Regions from separate parts of the Homo sapiens genome. Here regions 2 and 3 are each linked to region 1. A link is a contact called in ENCODE Hi-C data. All regions are on one chromosome and are shown on one strand. Each heading gives the region's core, a stretch centred on a gene start or an enhancer-like site at or near the end of the contact. The rest is flanking DNA. Distances are from core to core; before and after follow the strand shown.

Region 1 (4,209 bases), core at 902-3,401:
AGTCATCACACTACATAAACAAATATTCCAAGACATGTAGATATGAGAGATAAGTATATTGCCTATGTATATAAATACATAGAGTTCTCCTCTATTTTACATTACTTTTCTTCCCACTAATGACTTAAGTTCCCCCAAAGACTTTACATCTTGTCCTGCCATTGAGAAAAGGATTGAGATCTCAACTATTTCCTCCTGTTAACTAGGTCCCTTCTTGGTTTAGGGCTGCCCACTTACCAACCTTTGCCATTTGGCTCTCTATCCCTGTTATTAGAATAAATCCCTGGCTAGTGTACTGACTTAATTTTCAACTTTCTTTCATGCCTGGAGGGTTGGGGTGGGGGTAGTAGCAGAATATGGGGAATTTTTCTGGATCGTTTCTGCACTTTCCTGGAGATAAGGGAAGTTTTGGGGTTGGGTTTGGAGGTATTACCTCAGACCTCTTCCACCATTCTGTTGTGACAATCAAATCAGACTTCCTAGTACCAGTATTAGGTTTTTTCCCTCTACTTCAATAGAAGAAACCTTAGTTTAGTTCTCTGAATCCTCCTTTTTTTTTTTTTTTTTTTTTTTTTGAGACAGAGTCTTGCATCTTCCCCCAGGCTGGAGTGCAATGATGCGATCTTGGCTCACTGCAACCTCCACCTCCCAGGTTCAAGCAATACTCCTGCCTCAGCCTCCCAAGTAGCTGGGATTACAGGCATGTGCCAGCGCACCCGGCTAATTTTTGTATTTTTGGTAGAGACGGGGTTTCACCATGTTGGCCAGGGCTGGTCTCGAACTCCTGACACCAAGTAATCCGCCCACCTTGGCCTTCCAAAGTGCTGGGATTATAGATGTAAGCCACTGCGCCCAGCTGAATCTTCCTCTTCAGTATCTTTGTGGCACTGTTTTCTTCCCTTTCATCAGTTGGTAAATGCTTTAAGTACTTTGAAAGCCAAATCTAAAGCTTTCAAATAAGGAAGTAGAGGTATGGGTCAACACAATAGCCATTACCTATTTTCATTGTCCTAAAAATATTTCTTCACTCTTCCAATACCTAAAAGTCTAAAGTTAGAGAATCATTTAGCTCATCTTCGTTTTAGAATAGCATTTGCTGAAGGCAAGTATAGGAGATCAGAATATGCCACCCCAAAATATGTCACTCTGGCATAAGAATTATTTTGAGCTGAAGGCACTCGAGAAATAGCAAATGCAGGAAGAACTCTGTGACCTCTCAAATGTTCTTATCTAAAAGCAGGTTATAAAATTTCCCATGAGAAAAGTGTTCTTCCTGAACCAGGAATAGAAGAACATTCTTAACACTGGAGACTGGGAGTTACTGCCAAAAGAGAACTAAACAAACAAACTACACAAACTGAAAACAATCCTTATCTTCCACTGGTTTCCCCCATATATTTCCTGGTCACTGCCTCACAATGTACTGCCCCTAGCCTAATACCCTTTGTCTTGTATCCTCACAATTTATCATTCTTTGTTTTAAAAGGTATACACACTTTTGAGCCTAACTGCTTTTTCAGACATTCATTTTCCTTATGAGGGCTCCCATGCATGTAAAAATATTAAATAAAACTTGTATGCTTTTTCCCTGTTACTCTGTCTTATGTTAGTTTAATTCTCAGGCCCAGCCACAGAACCTAAGAGGGTAGAAGAAAGTTTTTCCTCCCCTATACAAGAAAGGGGCTTATTTCGTCTCCTGCCTTAAGCTGGTCAATGGTACTTCACACAGCTTGAGCTTCCAGTCTTCCAAACCAGACCTTTTTGGAACTGAAACAAAATCATATCATTTTTTTTTTCTCCTTGAATGAGTACCTAGATCTTAGAAATAGAAGTCATATTATGAAGATCTTATTTTGGAATTCTAAGCAAGAATTTAGCTCTTTTATTTTAGGTTTTATCTGTTCTCCTATATGAGAACAATATTTATAAATTAGGAGAAATGGTAAAAGAAAGTTAACAATGGGGAGTAAAAAGATCAACGTTTCAATATCTAAAAATATTCTGTTACAGTTGCTTTTATGATCATTTTGAAACAGGATACTTCTACTGCACTTACTGTGTGCAACTGTAGGAGAATTACATGTGACGTATCCTTTTAAGAACTTCTACTTATTTTTTGATCACATCTTCGATAACTTTGAATGTATAGTCTGAGGGTGTTTCCTTTTTATTTTGGCTATTTAATGAATTGGTTCTTATATAACTATAATGATCATGAATCTTCTTTGTAAATAAGTTACTTTCAGTTACACTCATTTAGGACTTGAAAATTGCAGACTGTAGTGATGGAAAGGGGGAAGTGAGAACTAGAGTTAAACAAAACAGAACAAGATTATGGTAATATCAACAGAAATTAAAAATAGGAGGTCAGGTGGCTTTTGTTATCTATGCCAGTTGTAGGGATTGTGTCTTTTCTTGCTGGTTTAGTAATTTTGGTGCCTATTGTTAAATGTGATAACATCCCTGGCCAGATTTTTGTTCAGGGCCCACTTACAAGTCTGCAATAGGGAAAGTGGGGACAGGCTGCATCTAAAAGGGCTTTACTCAAGGCCTTGTCCGTCGAGTTCACTAATATAATCCGAATATGTAGTAGAGTGGTTGGCATATAGGTGCTCAAATAATGATAATAATAAGATTAATAATAAAATCAGCTGACAGTTATATGATTCTTAGTACATATTGAGCACTGTTATAAGACTTTTAGATATAGGCCGGGCATGGTGGCTCACACCTGTAATCCCAGCACTTTGGGAGGCCAAGATGGGCAGATCACCTAGGTCAGGAGTTTGAGACCAGCCTGGCCAACATGGTGAAACCCTGTCTCTGCTGAAAATACAAAATTAGCCAGGCATGGTGGTGCATGCCTGTAATCCCAGCTACTCAGGAGGCTGAGGCAGGAGAATCTCTTGAACCTTGGAGGCGGAAGTTGCAGTGAGCCCAGATTGCACCATTGCACTCCAGCCTGGGTGACAAGAGTGAAACTCCATCTCAAAAAAAAAAAAAAAAAAAAAAAAACAAAGACTTTTAGATATATTGATTCATTCATTTCTCCCAACAATCTATGAGGTGATATTGTTAGTACAGTATCAATATCACCTCATTTTTACAGATGAGGAAATTGATGCACGTAAGTTAAGTGATTTTCCCAAGTTCTAATGGCTAACAGCTGGTAGAACCAAGATACAAACTTAAGCTGTCTGGCATTGGAGTCCACCTCTTAACCACTAAGCTGCATCTTTTGTTTGTTTATTGTTTATGATATTGATTGAATGAATGAATGAAGCCTGCAAGGGTATTGCCAACATGAAAACATTGTCAGAGAGAAAAGAAGTCAAGCTGATAGTTGAAAGAGATGAGGATGTATGTTGAGCCAGACAGGTCAAGTGAAGATGTAGTAGTAAAATGAACATCAAGGTTGGGGAATCCCTGTCAGTGGGAAGGCAAGAGAAGGAGAAAGAGAAGGAAAGAGATACAATCCAGATCAGGTATTTCTCAAAGAAACATTCCGCAAGTCTTTTTTCTTACCCTGTTGGTATAAACAAGTGGCACACCTACTTTATCAGATTATAAGAAAACAGCTATTTTCTCATAAGAAAATTGTTTAATGCATCCACATCCTTACACAATAGATTCTAAGTGGCATTATGATAAATTTGCATATGTACACACACTGTTTACTTAAATTTATGGTAACTATATTTTGCAAATGAAAAGATCAGAACATATGATAAGATCAGAACATATGATAAGATCAGAACATGTGATATGACCAAACTTCTTCTGGTTTGGTGACATGTTTATATAAGAAGTCTTACAAATACATACACATTAATATGCCTAGTGTTCCATTAATGGAATGCTAAGCATGTGGGAGTCATTTATATCCTACTGCTCAAGGTCATCACCAAGGTCTGACTGTAAAAATTCAAAAAATTGCAACCTCAGGCATAAATGGGTTAAATCACATTATGTTTGAATGTTATATATATTTAAAACTATGTTACAACTAACACATTTTTGCATCATTTTTATCATAAGTGACTAATTTTTTCCCAACATTTGTTGGCATATGTCAGAGTAATTTATTTGGAACACTGCAGTTTTATTGACCATCAGTGACTTTTCTGATATTCATTTATCAGCAAAAATGATCTCTGCATCCTTGCTCAGAATTAGACCAGGCAGTTGTACATTTTTGCATACTACTGA
Region 2 (4,209 bases), core at 693-3,192, 770 kb after region 1:
CCAGGCTGGAGTGCAGTGGCGGGATCTCGGCTCACTGCAAGCTCCGCCTCCCGGGTTCACGCCATTCTCCTGCCTCAGCCTCCCAAGTAGCTGGGACTACAGGCGCCCGCCACTACGCCCGGCTAATTTTTTGTATTTTTAGTAGAGACGGGGTTTCGCCGTTTTAGCCGGGATGGTCTCGATCTCCTGACCTCGTGATCCTCCCGCCTCGGCCTCCCAAAGTGCTGGGATTACAGGCGTGAGCCACCGCGCCCGGCCGGCATTTTTCTTGTTGCTCTGGAATTGACAACTGGAATCCAAAGCTGAGGCAAAGAAGTGTCAAGGAGCAAACAATTAAGAAAAGTAAATGAATGGGGATCAGGAATCCCTTTCAGGGCTGGTTAAGAAGTGGCTGAACTTCCTCTGCTTCCCTAATCTTCATCTCTACCACCTGCTTCCAGTCCATATAAACAGATCGGGGCAAGAGGAGAGACTGTTGGTGAGTCATCTGCTTCCTTGGGGGGGCTGCAGAGTGAGGAGGTGCTTTTCCTGCTCCCTCCTCACTCACCAATTTGATGTCTGCTTATACGTAGACGGCCTGGCCCACCTCTGTCCAATGTGACAAGTAGAAAAGAGAATTGGAAGGAGGCAGAGAGAAAGGGTAGAGTGCTGCAGCTCCCATGCCTACCATTTAGCATTTGGTGATGGAAGTGTGATTTCACAGATCAAAGGAACGCATAGAAAGCAGCCAGCCTTGAGCCTGTCTCACCCATATCCCACCCAAGAGAACTGGCTGCCAGGAAAGTGGACCCTGGTAACAACAACAACAATAAAAACCAGTGGGGTGAATCACCAAGGGTAGGAGCAGATGGTAGAGACTGTGAAGTGGGAGGCATCTGTGGGGCTTCTGGAAAATTCACATAAGCATCAGTGAGGAAGCCAGTATTTGGATGTCTGCCACCAGCTGCCAGCCCTGGCCAGGCAGGTGAGAAACACTTGTCTGTCTCTCCTGTTCCTCCTCACTAGTCCACACAGATGGGAGGACTGCACAGAATAGAGGAGGATGCTGCCGGAGCAGGTGTGCTACTCCACACCCTGAGTCCCTCTGGTGGGGGCTGGCCAGGGCTGGCGGAGTGGACATTGGTCATTGCATTGGACCCAGACGGAAGCTTTAAATTGGACTTGCGAAAGGAAAATATCTTGGGCTTCCAAAATCACTAAGGAAAACTCAAGCTGGAAACTGCTTAGGGCAAACGTGTCTCGCATTCTATTCGCAGTCTCCCCTCTGCTCACTGAGATAGATTCATATCTGACTTGCCTCCTTTGGAAAGGCTAATCAGAAATCCAGAAGAATGTAACCGTTTGTGTATCAGCTATCTGTGACCTGGAAGCTCCCTCCCCGCTTCGAGTCTTCCTGCCTTTACTTCAAGTCGTCCTGCCTTTCCAGATGGAACCAATGTACTTCTTACATATGTTGATTGATGTCTCATGTCTCCCTAAAATGTATAAAACCAAGCTGTGCCCCGACCACATTGGGCACATGTCTTCAGGACTTCCTGAGGCTGTGTCATGGGTGCATCCTCAACCTTGGCAAAATAAACTTTCTAAATTAACCGAGCCCTGTCTCAGACCTTCAGCGTTCACAGACTATACCGAATCGGGCTGTTAATCTTTGAAAGTGACTGGAACCCTAGAGATCTAACCAAGATATTGTCAGGGAACTCAGCAGAGAGATCGTGAACATGGCAGAACTGAAGGCAAGTGACTGTAGAAAAATAAATTATTTCACGCCTGTACTTCCTACGAACAAGGATTGTTTAGTAAACTAGATGTGGTAGCCACGATTTTCATGATCAACAGAGTGGCAACAGGCAAGACTGAATGATGGGGCTTTGGGGAATTGCACTGGCGATGAATCACCCTGAGATTATGCAGGTGGGGTTTCCCCTGAAGGGACTGGAACTGCTCACTGCCAGCTGTCCTCAGAAGAGGTCAGTCATGGGGCGGGAAATCAGAATGCTGGGACTAGAGTCAGTCTGACTGGATTTCCCAGGAAAGGTGACTGTTGAGTCCCCAGGGCACTTCCTCCTGGAGGGGGAAGGACCTGTGCCTGGCACTGACTTATTCTCTGTTTTCTGTTTCCTTTCCATTGTCCCTGAACCTTTATTGTGATCTGATCAGTGTCTCAAATATTTTGACTTCTGATGTCCTGAGAGGAATTAAGGGGAAAGGTCCACAACCAACCCCTGAGGCAAAGCAGAGGAGGGTTATGACTTCTGTCCTCAGGCCACAGCAGTGGTGGCAGCCACAGGCACCAGCTGAGAACAGCTTTGCCCCAGAGGGACCAGTTTCTGAATACACATGACAGAGCACCTTGAGAGAGTCTCAAGATTCTTTAGCAGAACAGGGGACACTGGGAGTAGGGGCAGAGGGCACTCATTTTTGTCAATAAAACTAGTGTGAGTCAAACTACGATGGCTTCAGTTACACTATAAATAGAATTATCAAACAAGGGGACAAGCTCCTTGTCCCTACAAGTGCTTAAAAAATAAATATTTTTCTTTTAAGGAGTTTTCTAATGGTGTTCCTATGACATTAATTTATTAAACATTTAACATACTTTGCACTTACTGTATATCAAGCATTGTGCTAGGTTCCTTACATACAATTTCTATTAATAACCTGGTTTTGTAGTTGAGGAAACAGAAGCTTACAAAGTGAAATAAGTTGCCTTAGGTCTTGCAAATAATCAGTAGTAGAGACCCCCAAAGGTGAGCACACTAGAATACACCAGCCTAGTCGGGGAGGATGACCATCATGGAAAACCACTCACTGATGGAGATGTGCACAAATTGTTTTGGGCGCATATGACTTAGTGTTATGGGAAAGGGAAGAATAGAGGGAGTGGTCAGAGAAGGTATCTTTTTTTTTTTTTTTCTTGAGACAGAGTCTTGCTCTGTTGCCCAGGCTGGAGAGCAGTGGTGTTCAATCTTGGCTCACTGCAGCCTCCCCAGGTTCAAGTGATTCTCATGCCTCAGGCTCCTGAGTAGCTGGGATTACAGGTGTGTGCCATCATACCCGGTTAATTTTTGTGTTTTTAGTAGAGACGGGCTTTCACCATGTTGTCCAGGCTAGTCTTGAACTCCTGGCCTCAAGTGATCCTCCCACTTTGGCCTCTGAAGGTGCTGGGATTACAGGTGTGAGCCACTTCCCAGGCCCATTCAAGGCTTTTTAAAAGACGTGTCTCCAAGGCTGAGTCTTAAAGATGTGCAAGCAGTTAAAAGAAGAAGGAGGAAGCCTCCTGGGGGCAGGTGAGAGGAGGCTGACACTCCAGACGAAAGGGCCAGCCAAGTGATTCTCACAGAGATAGATCAATAAATATTAAGTTGAATGACAACATGGGCAAAGTCACCTAATCAAGACACCACATAGCTCTGGGGTGACAGGAGGAGACTCCATGCCTGTCAGGATGAAGTGCAGAGGGCGAGGCCAGGGAATGCCGGTGAGGCTGCAGATAGCACAGGTGGCCGTGCGCCAGAGGGAGAAGAAGCAACTGTGTGGACGGCAGAAATGTCTGGAGGTTGTTTTCTGAGAGTGGATCTTGGAATCTAAGATTTCTGAAGTGGAGCACTTCCAGATGAGAGGATCCATGGAGTGATGGCTGGCAATGCTGCCTGAAATGAACAAGTGCTAAGGGTCATTGGAATTAGAGGAATGTCCCAACATTTTGAGGCTATATAGTTTCCTTTCAACACTAAGAATCTATAATTCTATTAATTACCTGGCTTTTCTTGAAATGAATGGATTTGTAAAATGCTTTGGTGTCATACAAAAACAGGTTGCCTAATTAAAAGTTGCTATTGTACTCAGCTTTTCACAAATACACTGCCAGGGTGTTACAATCAAAGCCTGTGATTTTTATGATAGTGCCAATTAAGCTTTTCAGTTTTGTGATGTGTGGACAGAGTATTTATTTGTGATTCTAATACCCTGTGGACCAGTTCACTGGTTTGCATGCAACTGTCAAGCTCAGAGATGTATCACTTGTAAGAAACAAAGGTCCAGTTAGCTTCGAGGATATAGGTAAGCAGCTTAGTCAGAAGCCTCTGAGAGCCTGCCTTATCAGCCACCAAAGACATTTTCAGTGTTTGTAGAAATCTTGACACACTTGCACTAGTCCCATGCATCCTCTCTTTAGACATCTTCCTGGTGCTTGAGTGTGATATTATT
Region 3 (4,209 bases), core at 888-3,387, 580 kb after region 1:
TCCAAATAGAGTGACAGAAAGCTGGGGTTGGTCTGAATGTTCTCCATTCCATTGAAGTGTGTGTTATTCAAGACAAAATTTTAGAACAGGAAGGCACCTTAGGTATCACTAATCCAAGCCCCTCGCTTAAAGGAAGTACCAGCTGTTTCCTCTCAGGGTCCTCAAGAAACCATAGACTTTTAAAGAGCAGCTATGGTTCTTAAGCCTAGTCTAATCCAGGGCTGCCAACAGTGTCACTGGCACACTACCAGATGCTGGGCGCTTCACAGTCCGTATTGGAAAGCCTACCGGAATGGCAGGCATCCCTCTAAGGCTACAAAAGTTGCCATTCTTCTTAGCTGTGGACTAGTTTTATCAAGTCAGTGGGCATCCTGCATGTCTCAGGCAGAACAGAAGCTCCAATAAGTATTTATGTGTGTCTTTGATTAACAAAGCAGAGAAGCAGGCTGTTACTATTATACTAAATGCGGTAACATAAAAACTTTAAAAACACCAGGTTCACTGAGGTGAGGAAAATACTGGAAACTCTTCAGTAAAAACATCTTCATTTTACTCAAGAGAAAACTACGGTCCATAAAGACTCTGTGCCTGGACCAAGGTTATACCACAAGTTGTGGCTGAAGGAATGAGTGGTCTAGAACCCAAGGTGCTGGGTGCTGGTCTAAGGCTACTTCTAATTTTCTCGCTGTTGCCATGCCCAGAAACCTTCCTGCTTAGACAGATTTGTGTTTTATTTTTTCACCAGCATAAAATTGTTGTATTTCTTACTACCAAACCTTCGTTTTCTCATCTGTAAAATGGGTATAAAATGGTGCTTTCCCGCATAGGGCTTCTATGGGTATTAAATATGATAGATACTGCAGTTAAAGCACTTATAACACTGCCTAGCACATACTGAACACTCAAAAAATTTCTCTTCAATGAAAACTGGAATCCAACACTTCCCCAACATATAACTCACTGCAAGATTCCCTCAGTTGGGAGCTGTGGCAGAATCTGATAATGACCTCATCAACATCCAGTCTCTCATTCATCCTTAGATAAAAAACCGCGGTATAACCGGAGGGAGGGCCATGCCCAGCTAAAAGAATACACTTGGCAGCCTCCCTTGAAACCAGGGTAGCCAAAGCAAGGAAGGGAAGTTGGTAGACAGTGCACCCAGGAAATCTTTTAAAAGATTTTATGAGGGGAAAAAAAAAAAGAAACAGAAATGTGAAGCTCATGGTAAGTTAGCGGCAGGTCTGGAGTTGGAACTCTAGGTTTCTGACTTCCCCAGGTGTCCTTCCCAGATCCTTCCCCAGTGTGCCAGCATCTTAAGCCCACTCCGTGGCGAGCCCCTACAGCTAGCAGCCGCTACCAGTTCTTGCTTCCTGTGTGCCAGGCATTGTGCACACGAACACCACAAGAACCTTGTGAGGCCTCATTACCTGCCGCTCACGTGGGACCGTTATGTTTACTCGCTCAAGGTCACAACAGTCAGGGGCAGAAGAATTTTCGCTCCGATTCTGAAGCTGAAGCTGTTACCTTCTCTAGTCTTGAGACCAAAGGAATGCGAGATAGTGAAATAACAAGGATTTCAACACGCATTGATGTACTGTACAAAAGGCCGTGTGCTGAAAGTCTGGAGACTAGGGTCAGCTGTGCCAGTGACAAGCTGTGTGACCCTGGGCAAATCAAAACCTCTCTGAGTTTCGGTTGCTTCTGTAAAACGAGGGAATTGGGCGACTGGATCGCGCGGTTGCTTCTAATTCTAAAATTACAAAATGTCCAACTGCCAGGCGAGAGACTACGGAAGCCCAGTAAGACAGGAAGGGCGGGCGGGGCCTGCCCGGGAGACCCCAAAGCGAGAAAAGGGAGCGCCCGCCCCAGTGGGCCTCGCGGTGCCGCCCGGGCCAAAGAGCGCGCCCTCAGGGCAGCCGCGAAGCCGGGGAGCGAGCACGCACGCGCGCGCCGCCGCCGCCGGTCCCGGGTTACCTGATAACGCTGCCGCCGCCGCCTCCCCGCGCACGGGCAGTGTGGCCAGGGGCGGCAGCCAGAGCAGCAGCCACCACCGCCCTTGGCGCGGCCCCATTTCGTTAGGGGTCAGCTCCGTGCGACCCGAGCCCTAGGGGACCGGCTCCGCTGCGAGGAGCGGAAGTGGCGCGGGGGCTCAGAGAAGGCGGAGGGGGCGGTGAGGCCCGAACGCGGGAAAGGCGGAGACCCCGCCTCCCCGGGGCGGAGGGAGAGTTGGGCTCGTTGCTCCAGCCTCCGCCCGCGGCCTCGGGGCACGGCGGGCCCAGGCCGGAGGAGCTTTCGGTGGCGCGACCCCGCTGGCATGCTCCCGGCCTCGGCCTCGGCCTCGGCCTTGGCCTCCGGGCCTCCAGCGCACGCGGGGCGTCCAGGGCCTCATCTTCCCCTGGGGACCGCCCGGCCGTGTCCCGCTGCCCTCGGCGCAGGGGTGGGAGTTGCAGAGAGGAAGAGTCGCTAACCCGGAGTGTTTCTTAAAACTTGGCTGACCTGTGACCTGCGGATTTGGAGGCTGAATTCTCCGAGCACCTGTGAGTGACAGCCCGTGAATGGGAAGGTCCTTCGGCAAACGCCCTTTTTGTGAATAAAATACATAAAAGCCAGTTTCTTTATTTTACCTTTCTGTTTATCTTTTTACTTTCATTTGGTAACAAGCAATAACAAATTGGAAATTTGGCCGCTTAAGTAACACTGACTTGTATGTCTAATCTCGGACACGGCATTTCAGAGTACAGAGGGGCTCGTAAAATGTTCCTTCACCAACATGACAAGGTTCTCTTAAAATTACCTTATGTTAAAAAAAAGTTTCTTAATGTAATAGATATATTTTTAAATTAACATATAACCTGAATGATCTTAATACTGATAATTAGGAGATATACATATATTTTAAAGAACATTCCCTCCACAGGACCTGGAACCCATTAATTTGACTCAATATTCCATACTTAACTAGGACAGTCTTCTCTAATTCTGGTCTTTTGGTGAGATATCTTAGAGAACCCAAAGTAACAGAAATTATCCTGTTAAAAATAGATAAGCCTCATTTTTCCTAAAAGTCTGAGTAGGATGGACTAGGCTTTCCTTGCCCTCAAAGAAAGGTTTAACCAACTGCCCTTAAGCACTTGGCACCATGTGTACACCATGTATGGCTTTTAAAAAGTTAAGAAATTTCCTTGTAAGGGACTCTTCAGAGGGATGGTTTTTAAAAATAAACCATCATTACTTGAGTGAAGCCTGTCTTCAGAGAAACAGCAGAGCCCTGATCCAATTCTTTCCTGTATTCCCAGGTGCGGTGTGCACTTGCTTCTTGCAAGACAGCTTTTGTACCTAACCACATTCATTTTGATTTGGTTTAATTTTGGATGGCACTATGGAAAGTAGCTAAAATAAACAGGTGGGTTGTTGAATGATGAATGTATTTTCTACAGATATATCTGGTGGAGAAACAAAAGGGCAGGCAGCAATGTACTAAATATTTAAAGTGCTATTTATATCACAGATCCTTAGTAAATATCTGTAAAGAAGCTATATTGAAACACCACATTTTTCTCTATAAGCAATAAATATTTTTCCGGAGATAACAAGAATGTTAGGAGGTGATAGTTCTGTCACTGGGGGACAATCATGAAATTCCACTTAACCTCTCCAAACTTTTCTTCTGTATGAAAACCTTATCCACTGGGGGAAGGGCAGGAAGCTTTACCACCAACAGGATCCTGGCAAAGACCCCCTGCTTCTGGAGAAGAGATAGAAGCACAAACCTTCTGCCCTTTGGGGAGCAGCAGGAGCAGGAAACACTAGGGCTCTGTGTCCTGAACCAATAGAAAATTGAAGTTGGCTACTGCTGGGAAACCCTCTCTCACTCAAGACTCACCACAGATAAAGGAAGGATTTGGCTGCAATGGGAAAGTGTCAGGAATACTGGGAAAGCCCCACATCTAAGGTTCAGGTGCACAGGGCCTGCCTAAAACCAAGGCAGGACCAGGAGTGTGAAAAACCCCTTTTCCCCACTACAAGCCAAGCACCAGTGACAACACCAGTCAACTAGTGAGGAGGAAAAAGAGTGGGGAGAGACCTCTCTGTAACACAGGCATGCAAACACTGCTAAAAGCTGAGTGAGGGACACTGAGAAAAACTCCCCAGCACTCTAGGTTCCACACTAAAACAATGCAATAGTAACCCCCTGCTAGAGGAATCTGA

The links. A loop is a pair of places that touch in the nucleus more often than their neighbours do. Pooled maps may share reads with other maps.
Region 2: a map with no recorded cell type shows a loop between it and region 1 (3-fold over the local background). The contact joins two enhancer-like sites. A Hi-C loop is called at or near these places in 2 of 37 single-sample maps with no recorded cell type and 2 of 50 pooled maps.
Region 3: a loop to region 1 is called in a map of OCI-LY7, with 5 times the contacts of the local background. The contact joins the promoter of NEMP2 here to the enhancer-like site in region 1. A Hi-C loop is called at or near these places in 1 of 168 maps with a recorded cell type or tissue (OCI-LY7), 5 of 37 single-sample maps with no recorded cell type and 4 of 50 pooled maps.

The regions. Positions count from the first base shown.
Region 1 is chr2:189,950,645-189,954,853 of GRCh38, forward strand. It overlaps a transcript of AKAP19 not described here. Among named protein-coding and RNA genes, the nearest start is that of MSTN, 110 kb to the right of the region's middle. RefSeq lists an enhancer at 2,506-2,575. Within about 2 kb of position 2,152, at least 3 of the 41 ENCODE cell types and tissues checked have a DNase peak (open chromatin) inside an H3K27ac peak, as active enhancers do; they include OCI-LY7, where a contact is called at or near this core.
Region 2 is chr2:190,717,014-190,721,222 of GRCh38, forward strand. No RefSeq gene overlaps it. Among named protein-coding and RNA genes, the nearest start is that of NAB1, 70 kb to the left of the region's middle. Within about 2 kb of position 1,943, at least 5 of the 41 ENCODE cell types and tissues checked have a DNase peak (open chromatin) inside an H3K27ac peak, as active enhancers do.
Region 3 is chr2:190,532,585-190,536,793 of GRCh38, forward strand. It overlaps NEMP2 (nuclear envelope integral membrane protein 2), which reads right to left and starts at 2,138. Exons shown (of 9, transcript NM_001142645.2): 1 at 1,975-2,138. The coding sequence starts at 2,071. It overlaps NEMP2-DT (NEMP2 divergent transcript), which reads left to right and starts at 2,254. Exons shown (of 5, transcript NR_183903.1): 1 at 2,254-2,537. RefSeq lists a silencer at 1,802-2,451.